Regions from separate parts of the Homo sapiens genome. Here region 2 is linked to region 1. Evidence: chromatin contacts called from ENCODE Hi-C data. All regions are on one chromosome and are shown on one strand. Each heading gives the region's core, a stretch centred on a gene start or an enhancer-like site at or near the end of the contact. The rest is flanking DNA. Distances are from core to core; before and after follow the strand shown. Region 1 holds the start of CCNL1 (cyclin L1). Region 2 overlaps RARRES1 (retinoic acid receptor responder 1).

Region 1 (6,517 bases), core at 823-3,322:
GTTTAAGGAAACCGAGGCTCCTTTAAAAGTTTGTTATAAAATTATAGATATCTCATAAATATTGAGGTGGAAAGATTCCCTGGAAGCAGCCTAGTCAGAAAGTGAAGACAGTGACATCCAGATAGGTTAATACTTCTGCCAGCACCATAATTACACTCTCTTGGCTGTACATTCCAATCACTCGAAGACAGGCAAAACTGAACCACTGGCTGGGCCCACCTTAAATCAGTGACATCAACCTCTGCAGGCAAGGCTCAAGTATCAGTACATTTTAAAACAACTTTGCCCACTGAAGGTTCACTTAATCAACTGATAAGGCCGGGTGCGGTGGCTCATGCCTGTAATTCCAGCGCTTTGGATGCCTGTAATCCCAGCATTTTGGGAGGCCGAGGCGGGCGGATCACCTGAGGTCAGGAGTTCAAGACCAGCCTAGCCAACATGGCAAAACCCCGTCTCTACAAAAATACAAAAATTAGCTGGACGTGGTGGTGTGTGCCTGTAATCCCAGCTACTGGGGAGGCTGAGGTGGGAGAATCGCTTGAACCCCGGAGGCGGAGGCTGCAGTGAGCCGAGATCGCGCCACTGCACTTCAGCTTGGGCGACAGAGTGAGACTCTATCTAAAAAAAAAGAAAAAAAAAATCAACTGATAACAGGCGATTAACAGGAGAAAAGGGATACATAACACCGGGGTAAAAGCAGGAGGATGATTACCCAGTAGCTTAATGGAGTACAGAAGATTTTATATCTTTTTTTCATAGGGGAAAGGGTAGATGAGAAATGTAGACATTTATTTTGAGGAGCAGCAAATGATTATTAGGAACAATGAATGGACAGAAATTAGTAAATAATTTTCTTTTGAGTAATCTTGTGAAAAAGTCCCTCCAGGAATGGCTGCATTTCTGAGTCTTTTTGAAATAGGATACGAGATTTCAGCGAGGGGAGGAATGCGATTGATTCTTCTACAAAGAGGCTTCTCTAGTCAGGAAAGGAAATTTCAGAGAGTACCTCCCTGCACTTGGGAAAAGTGGGAGCAACAAGTCAAGGTTGGGGGACCTGCATTATGAGGCAGCTTCTAAAGCCTCTGTCTTTGGGGTATCGCTTTCTGAGCGTCAAGAGTAAAACGTGATGCATTCCTTTCCTTCCAACCTAGATTCTAGTAGTTTAGATCAGTATCATTGTTTTTACTTCAAGGTTCAGGAAACGCTGGAAATTGCTAGCTAATATCACAGGAAAAAAAACAAAAAACACGAGGTTGACCTCACCCTACCCGCGGTAGGTAACCATGTATGAATAGAGACTCCCAGGCATAATCAAATTACCTCTGTCAAGTCCTCGCCCTAAGACTATTTTTGGAAACTAGGGATTTTCCAGATTACTGAAAGCCGTGGCGGTGTCAAAGGCCGGGCAGGAGTTTCGCAAGCGGAGCTATGAAAGCAGCCACTCTCGCGGTCATTCCTATGCCTCCGCCCTACTTCCCCATACTGGCAAAAACACGCTCCCCGGGGAGCTTTCATTTGGGAACCGATAGGGTCCACAGCCCTGTGTTCTTCAAATACTGTAAAGCAGCCCTCTCCAGATTCCTTGAGGGTCACTTTATATTACACATTCGTCCACACAGGACAACAAAGTCACCACTTCCACCCGCCAAAGCGCGCTCAGGTCGGCCGCCACTTCCCTTGGTACACGCGGAACGCAAGCCGCGCCGAGGCTAAAGGAAGAGGCCGGAATGCAGGGCGAAGGGGCGCAGAGATGCTAGCCAATGCTGCCACCTCTATTTTGGGTATAAGGGATCTTGTAAAGCTCCGTTATTCGTGTGGCTATCACAAACAAGGTGGTTTCGACCGGCCTTGGCTAGAGAAGGCCTCCTCAGCCTCTGAGGATCCCAAGGTCTGTCGCAGCACCCAACACTCCCCTCGCAGGCCCAGATGCCGAGGGCGGAGGCGCGGCCTGGAGGGACTAGTTGGCGCGCGGCTGCCCGGCGTGGTGACGTCAGGGCGGAAGCGCACGCGGCGTGAAGCGGCCCAGAACCCGGCGGTCACGGGAATATCCGTCGCGCCGAGAACGCTGGTTAGTCTTGTTTCGGGTTCCGGCTGCGTTGGGCTTGCGTGCGGCTCGCTAAGACTATGGCGTCCGGGCCTCATTCGACAGCTACTGCTGCCGCAGCCGCCTCATCGGCCGCCCCAAGCGCGGGCGGCTCCAGCTCCGGGACGACGACCACGACGACGACCACGACGGGAGGGATCCTGATCGGCGATCGCCTGTACTCGGAAGTTTCACTTACCATCGACCACTCTCTGATTCCGGAGGAGAGGCTCTCGCCCACCCCATCCATGCAGGATGGGCTCGACCTGCCCAGTGAGACGGACTTACGCATCCTGGGCTGCGAGCTCATCCAGGCCGCCGGCATTCTCCTCCGGCTGCCGCAGGTCAGTGCTCCGGCCCCGGGCCGGCCGGGCGCTCCTCTCCTCTCCTCCGTCCCCTACGCCGCATCTCAGTATCACCGTGCCCCGGGAGGGTGGGGACGGTTCCTTCAGGCTTTCCCGTTCGGGGCCCAGCCGCGGCCGGGGCGTGCCGGGGCGGGGGGCTGCGGAGGCGGAGGGAGGACTTGGCAGCGGGCTGTTCGCAGCGGCGGCGGCGGCGGGAGGGGAAAGGGAAGCGATCGGCGGCACAAAATGGCGGCGGCGCCTGGAGCGGGCCCGCCTGACCCCTGCGCTTCCGTTCTCCTCTCTTGTCTGCAGGTGGCGATGGCAACGGGGCAGGTGTTGTTTCATCGTTTTTTCTACTCCAAATCTTTCGTCAAACACAGTTTCGAGGTAAGCACAGCGGAGGCGGGTAAAAGGGATTTCTTCATCCGGAAATGGGCAGAGTAGGGGTAGTGTCAGCAGCCAGCTTTTCCAGAAAGGGAGTGGTTTAGTTTAGGCCTTTGTACCTACTTCTCACTCGCCAGGAAGTGGAAACCTTTAGAATGTGGTTCAAAATCGATCACGAGCCTAAGTGCCCTCTTAACGAAAAGTACAGTTTTCAACCAAATGCAGAACTCCTGTAAGATTGAGTTTGACTCTGGAACCAAAATTAAGATGAGTTAAACAACAAAAAGTATAGTACTAGCATAGCTGGTAGACTTACGGCATAGAGATGTCTTCTCTAATTTTACTAAAGGTTGTCCCAATTGTGTTCTAAATTTTATTCTTCAAAGTGAGTTTAATCTAACAATGGCTTTTGTGGCTCATGGGTTCTTTCAGATTGTTGCTATGGCTTGTATTAATCTTGCATCAAAAATCGAAGAAGCACCTAGAAGAATAAGAGATGTGATTAATGTATTCCACCACCTCCGCCAGTTAAGAGGAAAAAGGTAAGATTGGCATTATTGAACATAGTATCTCTTGCTACTGCTGTACCGTGCACCAGTCATCAAATCAAAACATCTTTCCTTTCAAGTGAATACGGATGCAAAAGAAAACGGACTTTAATTTAGGTGTTAAAGTTCATATAGGAACACTGATACTTAAAATAATTTGAAAAAAGAAACATAATTAACCGGTTATCTAAAGTTTGTAGAGGCAGTTGCATTTATGGACAATCCTAACAGTGCTGTGAAGCCAGGCCTGTGGCTTAAGATTAAACAAGAAAGGGAGTACATTTGGCTCAAGTGTGAGTGTATTCTGTAAGTTATTTTTCCTCTCCCCTCTCTGGAAGACTGAAGGCTGGAAGTTTAAACACTGTAGTTTAAGTTAATATTGTGGCAAAGTTCTGTGTAGATTATGTTTTTCTACTCGAAGTCCCAGTTAATTCTTTATCAATTGAGGTTGGCTTTTGTTAGAGTACTTCTCAACATTGAACTACGATAAATCGAATAATACCGGATCTGAAAGGACTGCAGGATGATAAAGTTTGAAGTTTGAAGTCAAAGGGATTAAACAGGTATTTTGTTTTGGTTAGATACAGTCTCAGTGAGTGGGTTAGAAAATTAACAAGTAAGATTGATTGGGTTGCATTTAGATAGGGCCATTTATTTGATGTTGTAAGAAAATACAGAGACTGAAATAGTATCTCCTAGGTGTTGTGGTAACATAATTTTATGTGGACCTATGTGTTCCTGTGAGGCAGTACCAAAAAGTTTGTTGCAGGACTTCCTGCATCTACAGGTGACTTCCAGTACATGCTGCAGAATGATATATTTGGTGTAGAATAGTTTTTGCATTCACTCTTTAAGGAATTGTAGTGATGTTAGACAAATTGTACTGAGTTTGAAAGGAAGTTATTAAAAGGATTATAAGTTGTTCTGGGGGTTGGGTATGTTGGTTAGTGCTGTTAGTATTCTATATGAGTAGTCCTTATTGGCTGAATCTGTAAGTTGGCAGTAATGGAACTATTCAGACAAGCAAATATTAAAGCAACTTTAAGATGACTAGTCTATTCTGTGAGTCTACAGACAGTTCTTTTTTAAAAAAAGAGTATCCTAGTCAAAAAGTCTGCAACAGTTTTCCTACATACTTTTTCTCCCCCATCTTTTCTCATTCACCTTAACTGTGTCCAGGGATAGAGTACTTTTTAAATTCTAAAATATCTTTTAGTTTGTTGATGAGTCCCTGGGAATTGGGAAGATTTCAAATTGGTCTTTGGTATGGTCTGAGGTTAAATCTGTATTTAGATACCTGGCTGATTCTTCAGGATGTTTAAAGTAATGACACTAATACAAGGCTCTATCTTTAGTCAAAGGTTTCTCTTTGCTTAAAGGAAATGGTTTTCTAGTATTCTTTGAACCATTGAGCCAACTATTATGTAATCACATGATTATCTTCTGTGGAATTTTCCTGTGAGACTAGTTTACTTCGTTGATGTTAGAATAGGTCTTAACTGTAAAAACCATGGAATTTAAAATAATATAATCTCACCTGATTGTTGTGTCTGATGTAACTTTGTTTTTTGGGTCATTATTACAGAGAAACTGATTTTGTTTCAATCTTAGAAGTCTGATTATAGCAAAATTTAAAAGGAGTTGTTAATTGCATGGAAGCCTTTTTTTAAAGCAGGATGTAAAAGTGTTTCTATGCATATTACAAGTTTACTCAAGCACGTAACTTGTATATGTTATTAACTTCAACTCTTTTTTCCCTTGCAACCGACTATACAGCGACCAGCTACATTTACCAAAGCCTGGGTGATGTGGAGTGGTACATAGAGATGAAGCTGTCGTCATGGCAACAGTGAGTGAAGTATCGAAAATCCCCAAGGAGAAGCCAGTGCTCTGAGAATAGGTCACTGGAATCGGGGACTAACAGGTTGGCCACTGGTGAACCATTTAGAAAAACTCCTGTTTCTTGTTATAAGCTTTTGTCTTTGCTGTCCAAGTTATTAGAACTATAGCTTTGTATTTATTTTTGCATAGGTTAATGTCATTAGAAAGTACTATCAGTATTATACATTGGTTAGGTAAAGCATATCACTTGTCTTAATGATGCTATTTGTTTTAATCTAGTTTATTCATAACTTTAAATTGTAGTGTGACTTTGACAATTACAGTGGAGATACATTATTCATGTTGCTTGTAGGTCATTGGTCTCTTCAGCCTGGCTACACATTGAGAATTAGCAGAGGAGCTTTTTAAAAAGTACCAGTGCTTAGTCCCCAACCTGGATTGTTTGGCCTATTCCTCCTTCAGTTTTTTGTGGTTCGATAATTATCTTTTAAGTTGACAATAAACAGCTAAATTTAGAGGGGGGATTGCTTTTTCATTGTTCTAGTTTCCAAATATTTACTTTTGAGATGCAGCGTATTAAAATTTTCAAAGACTGGTTTAACCATTCTCATTAGTAAATACAATGTATTTTCAGTGTATCCATAGATAATAAAAGTTGGATAGGTAAGAATTGGAAGGGTGTTAAGTGATGTCATTTAGTCTACCACCTTTCTACAGTATAATTCTGTGGCTCTACAAGGTGGCCTTCAGTTTGTTTAAATACCTATAAAGGATGTTTCTACTTTTAAGTAGGCATTACAAATTTTTGTATATTGCTTGGCAGTATGCCTCTTTGTAAACTACCAATCTGTTATAGTCTCTTGAAGACTTGGTTCCAATATTTCTCAGTCTTTGTAACACATAAATGAAACTAACCATGTTTGGACTTTGTAATTTTTGTTGTTGTTGAGTTATATGTCAATTACATAATCATGCTAAAGGAAAATAGCTCCTCTAACAAACCATAATAATAAACTTCTAATGACCAAAGACCAGGATTTTCTAAAGCTGAAAATAATTCTCGTATAAATCAGAAAAATTGGACAATAGAAACTTAAAGCAGAGATTGAGTTAGTTTGTGTGTTGATAATGAAAATTATTTTTGAGTTTTCTCTGAATAGATGAAGACTTCTTTTTTAAAGAGATTTTCAAATGCCACCTCCTCAAACTTTATTGGCAAAGAAAGTTTACCTGATTGGGGAGGAAGAAATTCTAGCAGGCCTTAATTTAATGTGCTTGTTGCAACAGAAGGTACTAATGTATACTTTGAGACTTTG
Region 2 (6,517 bases), core at 2,562-5,061, 1.6 Mb before region 1:
GGGAGGGTGCCAAACCATTCATGAAGGACCCACCTCCATAATCCAGTCACCTCCCACCAGGGCCCCCTCATCTCCAAATTGGAAAGCACATTTCAACATGAGATTTGAAGAGGACAAACATCCAAATCATATCACAGTCTTTCTAGCAAGAAAACACACCCATGGGGAATCGTTTGTGGTTTCCATTTTTGTTTACTTATGGTGGAATGAGCTCTCAAAGAATATGCTGAACAACCCTCTGCTTTTACTTTTCCTTGCCTAATCTCAGCTTATTAACACCAATTCAACAGCTAAATTTCTAAAGCATTTAACTTGACTTCATGGACATGACATCTTTGTTTGTACCCGCTCTTCACCAGTTTACAGAATATTTACTTATGTAATGAGGTACTAAGTACATCTGATATATGCAAGTTTGGGAGCAAAGCAGCTGGCTTTGGGTAAGCATCAGGCCAGGCCCATATAGGCCACTAGGCAGGAGCCCGTGCTCGGGGGTTCAGTCCACCGTGGGTCTGACAGCAAGCATGGAGCCCTGTCCACTAGGCCACAAGGCAGTTAGGAGAGCACTTACTCTACTATGAAAACCTTTATTCCTTTGTGATTTCTCAATCTATAAAGCACATTAATACAACATAATTTAATTACTGCTCTTGAGGTCTTCTCTCCATTAATGTCAATAATTTTGAGGTGATTCAGGAGACTAGGAAAGCAAAACATTAAATTGTCCATTGAAACAAAAACTGGAGAATTAAAAAGGCTGCAATGAACATAGAGGGAGAAGATAAGTAATAAAATACTCAAGTGAACTAAGGGAGAAGATAAGTAATAAAATACTCAAGTGAACTAGTCTTAATTTTCATGTAAGGAAAGCTCCTAAGGGCTTTTATAGGCATTAGGAAAGAACAGCAGGGAGGGGGATATTTGCAAGATAAACTAGGATCTCTTCAGTGCCCTCACACTGCCCTAAGGATGAAACATAACAATTCTGAAAGCACAGAAGAGACAGGCAGGAATCTCTCCTTCCAGGCAATGTTTGTGCTGAAATAGCACAGATGTGCCTACGGTCTCCACCCCATCACCCACCACAGCAGCCATCCGGTCTGCAGACTCTGATCGCAGAGTCTGGGTCTAGCATGGGGTGAGAAAGGCCACTAGGTCCCGGGGTTAAAGCTTTGACTTTGACCTCCTTGGCACTTTGCCTCAATCTCCTAAGCTAACTACACCCGGATGAGCTAGCCAGTAGGAATGTTTTTTTTACCATTTTATAATAAATTGTTTTTAAACCACAATTTTTTTTTTACCAGCCCACGACATTTTCCACTTGGCTTTCCACATGTGGAGTCATAGCCAAGGATGCATGTAATCACAGAGCATTAGTAATGTCCCACATCAAGACCGGCAGTGGTGGGTCATGACTGTTAACTGCCAGAAGTCTGGCTTGGCTGCAGACTCATCCTTTAAGGACCTAGGTTGTTCTGCTGGAGACTGCATGTAAATAATCAGCCCACAACGACTGACATTGTGAGGCATGGAAGGTTATACATACACACACACTCGCCCAAATCCAACCTGAAACTTGATCTCACTTGCTGTTAAGCAGTGTATCGCCCCAGAGATGTATGACACTTATGTGACCTCGGCATTTATTTGCCTTTTTGGATGGTGCCTCAGTTGAAGAATGTTTCACAGAGATAGTCCCACAGTGGCTGGAGACAGTAGCCATAACAAATCCACTCTGGCTGACTTGCTATGGTTGTTCAGGATGTCCCTAGCCAGAAAAATCAAATTACAAAAGGAAATCTTCGCCGGGCATGTTGGCTCACACCTGTAATCCCAGCACTTTGGGAGGCCGAGGTTGGAGGACTGCTTGAGCCCAGGAGTTCAAGACCAGCCTGGGCAACGTGATGAGACCCCATCTCTACAAAAAATAAGTTAGCCACATGTGGTGGCACGTACTTGTAGTCCCAGCTACTTGGAAGGCTGAGGTGGGAGGATCACCTGACCCTGGGAAAGTTGAGGCTGCAGTGAGCCCTGATTGCACCACTGCCTTCCAGACTGGGCTAACATAGTGAGACCCTGTCTGGAAAAAAAAAAAAAAGAAAGGGAGTCTTGTACCATGGCTGTGTATAGGATGTATGTGATCCGTGGTCATCCCAAGGGCACATGCCCACACAGAACATGACATTAAGGATCACAGTAATTCTGTATTGGTATTGTGTCCTATTGCTGCTATAACAAATGACCTCAGATTTAGTGAGTTAAAACAACACAAACTTACTCACTTATGGTTCTGGAGGGTAGAAGCCTGAAATGGGTCTCCCTGGGCCAAAATTAAGGTGTCTGCAGGGCTTTGTTCCTTCTGGAGGCTCTAGAGGAGAATCCATTTCCGGCTTCTAGAGACCACCTGTGCTCCTTGGCTCATGACTCCATCCTCCATCAAAGCAAACAGCATAGCATCTTCTGATTATGACACTACTGTCTGCTTCTCATAGGACCCTTGTGATTACATTGTGCCCACAGGAATAATCCAGGATAATCCCATCTCAAGATCCTTAATCACATTGGCAAAATCCTTTTTGCCATGTAAAATAACATAGTCACAGATGCCAGGGATTAGGCAGTGGACATCTTCGGGCAAGGGCTGTGGGGGGGCATTATTCAGCCTACCACACCCCGTGTCCAGGCTGGCTGTGAGCTCCTGCAAATATTTACCATTCTGCCCGACATATGCCGGTACCCAGAAAATGCAGCTCTTGCTCCCACCTCCTGTCTTGCTGACCTCTGCAGCCTTGCTAACCTCACATGTGAACCCACCTGCCCTCTCCTCTCTAGCTCAGTACTCGACCATAGGCTGCTTTGTCAAAGCTCCTGAACAGCCAATTTTCTTTCCACTCTGCCCATGTGCTTGCCTATCCCAAACGAGACGGTCAGCTTCTACAGGGCGCAAGGTATTATATCATGTCTCTATCTCCTTCATTGCACTAGCACATGGCCTGCTAGAGACAAATATTAGATATTTGTTAAATTAAATGAAGGTAGCTGGAAGGGTGCTGAAATCACTGAGGCACCTGGAACAGGGAGACAGGCCAGGACCCAGCCCATTCCCATTGCTCCCAGCAGGAGAAAAGGAGACCTGAAGCCTCATGTCCTGCTCTCAACCAGCCTTTTCTGATTATCCCCACCTGAGGCCAGAGGGGACCTGGAGGGGGCAGCTGCCTCTGGCCACTTCCACTCGCTTCCTACCCCAAATCAAGAACGTGGGACCCAGGGTTGGCTGAGAGAGAGGACACACAGTATTCTGGCTTTCCTCTCCATTGCTACTTAGCCTGAGAAAGCAAAGCATTCGCACGCAAAGAGCTCCTTGGGCCCCACTGCCTGGGCCTGATCAGAAGGTAACTGACTTCTGTTCCATAAACTGTATTTGCTTTATCTGGCCTTGCCCGAGAGAAGGAAAATGCAATAAAATGATTCCAGGGTATAATATAATATACTGATGCTGTCTCCATCTGGAACATAAGGATAGCACAGCAATTTCTATGCACAAATGAGTTGTTTACTTATCTCCAACCAAGCCTGACTCATAAAAGTAACCTTATAAAATGACGAAGTTTGCTTTTACTGGAATAGCCTGACATTTATGTTTTCTTATCAAATGTGAATGCTGGAGGCGACATTTAGGAGCTGAGTCTGTTAGACCAGTGAGTCCCAAGATGCGTGGAGGGAGACTGGAATTACCTGTGAGCTCGTCCCCACCCACCCACTGCCAGCCTGAGAACAGGAAATTAACGTTGTCACAACCGGCACTAACACAACAGGAAGGACCAGCGCTTAGCAACCAATGACAGACACTGCAGAGAGGGGGAAAAATGGGAAGTGTTTTCTGTAGAGAAGCTTTGGGCAGAATCATGTCTTTGGAGACTCCTCCATGGGGTGGTGCACAGCGAGGTTTCTCCAGGACACCATCCCTGCTCTTTTATTTGCTCCACGTTTTTGTGGTGTTTTGAGAGAGTTTAAAGGGGATGTTAGATTTTTTTTTTTTTTTTTTGAGATGGAGTCTCACTCTGTCGCCCAGGCTGGAGTGCAGTGGCGCGATCTTGGCTCACTGCAAGCTCCACCTCCCGGGTTCAGGCCATTCTCCTGCCTCAGCCTCCCAAGTAGCTGGGACTACAGGCGCCCGCCACCACGCCCAGCTAATTTTTTGTATTTTTAGTAGAGATGGGGTTTCACCATGTTAGCCAGGATGATCTCAATCTCCTGACCTCGTGATCCGCCCACTTCGGCCTCCCAAAGTGCTGGGATTACAGGCATGAGCCACAGCGCCCGGCCAGGATTGTTTGATGTTTTAAATGTGCTCTTAGAATACATAAATACCCATTCTCTGTCCCTCATCAAGTTCCTTGGGTTCATTTCTAACACACCCAATATTTCAATGACTTTACCCAATCTTTCAAATATTGGAAAATATTTAAATATTTTAATATTTCAAATTGACTTTATGCAATTTTGGTGATTTTATGCAATATTTCAAAAAAAGTGGGTAGTGCCTAATGTAAAGATAGTGCAGACACCTACTGGAAGAAAAATCTTTGATCCATTAACATGAAAACAAAGCTTTGTGGTTTAGTATAAACAGCTTTCACTGAAAACAGGACATGACATTGTAGAGGTGCTATTAGAATGAACAGTTTTAACTTCTTGGTGCATATACAAATGTCATTATAAAACAAAGTAGTTATCCATCTAACAGGAAGCAAGGAGGGAATTTTCTTTAAAAATTATTTTAGTCCAAACTGCCTTCTTCGTGTTCCTTCTGGATACTCTTTTTTTTTTTTTTTTTTTTGAGTTTCATTCTTGTTGCCCAGGCTGGAGTGCAATTATGCCATCTCGGCTCACCCGCAAACTCCACCTCCTGGATTCAAGTGATTCTTCTGCCTCAGCCTCCCGAGTAGCTGGAATTACAGGTGTGCGCCACCACGCCCAGCTAATTTCGTATTTTTAGTAGAGATGGGGTTTCTCCATGTTGGTCAGGCTGGTCTCGAACACTCGACCTCAGGTGATCTGCCCCACCTCGGCCTCCCAAAGTGCTGGGATTACAGGCATGAGCCACCATGCCCAGCCCAAGTGTTCCTTCTCAAAGAATAGCACATACTGTGTCACCATGGAGTTTATCAGTTGCACCTGCAGAAGCAGAGGGTAGACCTGCCACATGCACTTTCTAAGGTATCATAACCTGATTCACCAGAAACTCCAGGGTCCTGAAGTCACCACACTTTGAAAGAACACTCCTCCATTTCATTTGGTCCTGATGATACTCTCAGGCATTTGAAGAGAATAGTCTCGGCGTCAATCTCCTATTTAGTGGTCAGCTGTATCCTAGTGATTGTCATCTGATCTACATGTCACTTCCTACCTGCAACCCTTAGACCTTCAGTGGTTCCACTCAGTAGCTAGAGAGTTCTCCAAGTGTGGTCCCTGGACCAACAGGATCAGCATCATGTGGAACTTGTTAAAATGCAAGTTCCCAGGCCCCACCCCAGACCTCCTGAATCAAAAGTCGGTGTAGATCCAGCATGCTGGGTCTTAGCAAGCCCTGTAGGGGATTACATGGCACACTCAGATTTGAGACTCACTGCTCTAGAATGAAGTCCCTGTAAGAGACCATCTCTAATCAGATCCCCCACCCACCATTGTAACCTCAACCCCAAGTCTACCCTGACTTAATCTGCTAACTGCCCCAGGCTGGTCTGCTCGCTTCCATGCCCTGGCACACACACTACCTTTCCAGAGCACCCTCTCCCTCTCTCGGCTTGTCTAATCCTAGTCCTTCCTGGAGATGTCCCCACCTGCACTGGGTTATACTTTCATTTATACCTTGTCTGAAAGGGTCTGCATCCAGGGGCTCCTTCTAAAGTCTTGGATCACCTTTACTTCCATCTGTTACGGGTTGAGGTGTGTCTTCTAAAAAGAAATGTTATATCCAAAAAGTTCTAACCCTCAGTGACTAAGAATGTGACCTTAAGTGTAAACAGAGTCTTTGAAGATGTAATCAAGTTAAGATGAGGTCATACTGGATTAGAATGGGCCCTAAATCCAATGGCTGGTGTCCTTATATAATATTAAGGCCATGTGGATATGCAAACAGACTCAGAGGAAGACCACCATTTAAAGATAAAGGCGGCCCGGAGAATCCCTTGAGCCCAGGAGTTTGAGGCTGCAGTGAGCTATGATTGCACCACTGCACTCCAGCCTGGGTGAAAAGAGCAAGACCCATCTCAAAAACAAACAAACAATAATAGAGGCACAGATTGGAGTGATTCAGTTGTAAACTAAAGAATGCCAAGATCGACAGCCACCACCTAAAACTAGGAAGAGGCAAGGAGGGATTCTACCCAGAGTCTCAGAGGAAGCATGGCCCTGCTGACACCTTTAGATTGGCCTTCTGGCCTCCAGAACTGTATGAGAATAAATATCTGTTGTTGTAAGCCACCTAGTTTGTGGTACTTTGTTACGGGAGCCC

What was found. Hi-C counts contacts between places; a loop is a spot of excess contacts on that map. Pooled maps may share reads with other maps.
Region 2: a pooled map shows a loop between it and region 1 (2.6-fold over the local background). The contact joins the enhancer-like site here to the promoter of CCNL1 in region 1. A Hi-C loop is called at or near these places in 1 of 168 maps with a recorded cell type or tissue (ascending aorta) and 6 of 50 pooled maps.

What each region holds. Positions count from the first base shown.
Region 1 is chr3:157,155,702-157,162,218 of GRCh38, reverse strand. It overlaps CCNL1 (cyclin L1), which reads left to right and starts at 2,072. Exons shown (of 11, transcript NM_020307.4): 1 at 2,072-2,427; 2 at 2,740-2,814; 3 at 3,244-3,353. The coding sequence starts at 2,125. RefSeq lists enhancers at 1,211-1,270, 1,291-1,340, 1,428-2,157, 2,791-2,860 and a silencer at 2,441-2,650.
Region 2 is chr3:158,720,410-158,726,926 of GRCh38, reverse strand. The region is part of intron 1 of RARRES1 (retinoic acid receptor responder 1); the gene reads left to right. Among named protein-coding and RNA genes, the nearest start is that of RARRES1, 8.8 kb to the left of the region's middle. Within about 2 kb of position 3,811, at least 26 of the 41 ENCODE cell types and tissues checked have a DNase peak (open chromatin) inside an H3K27ac peak, as active enhancers do; they include ascending aorta, where a contact is called at or near this core.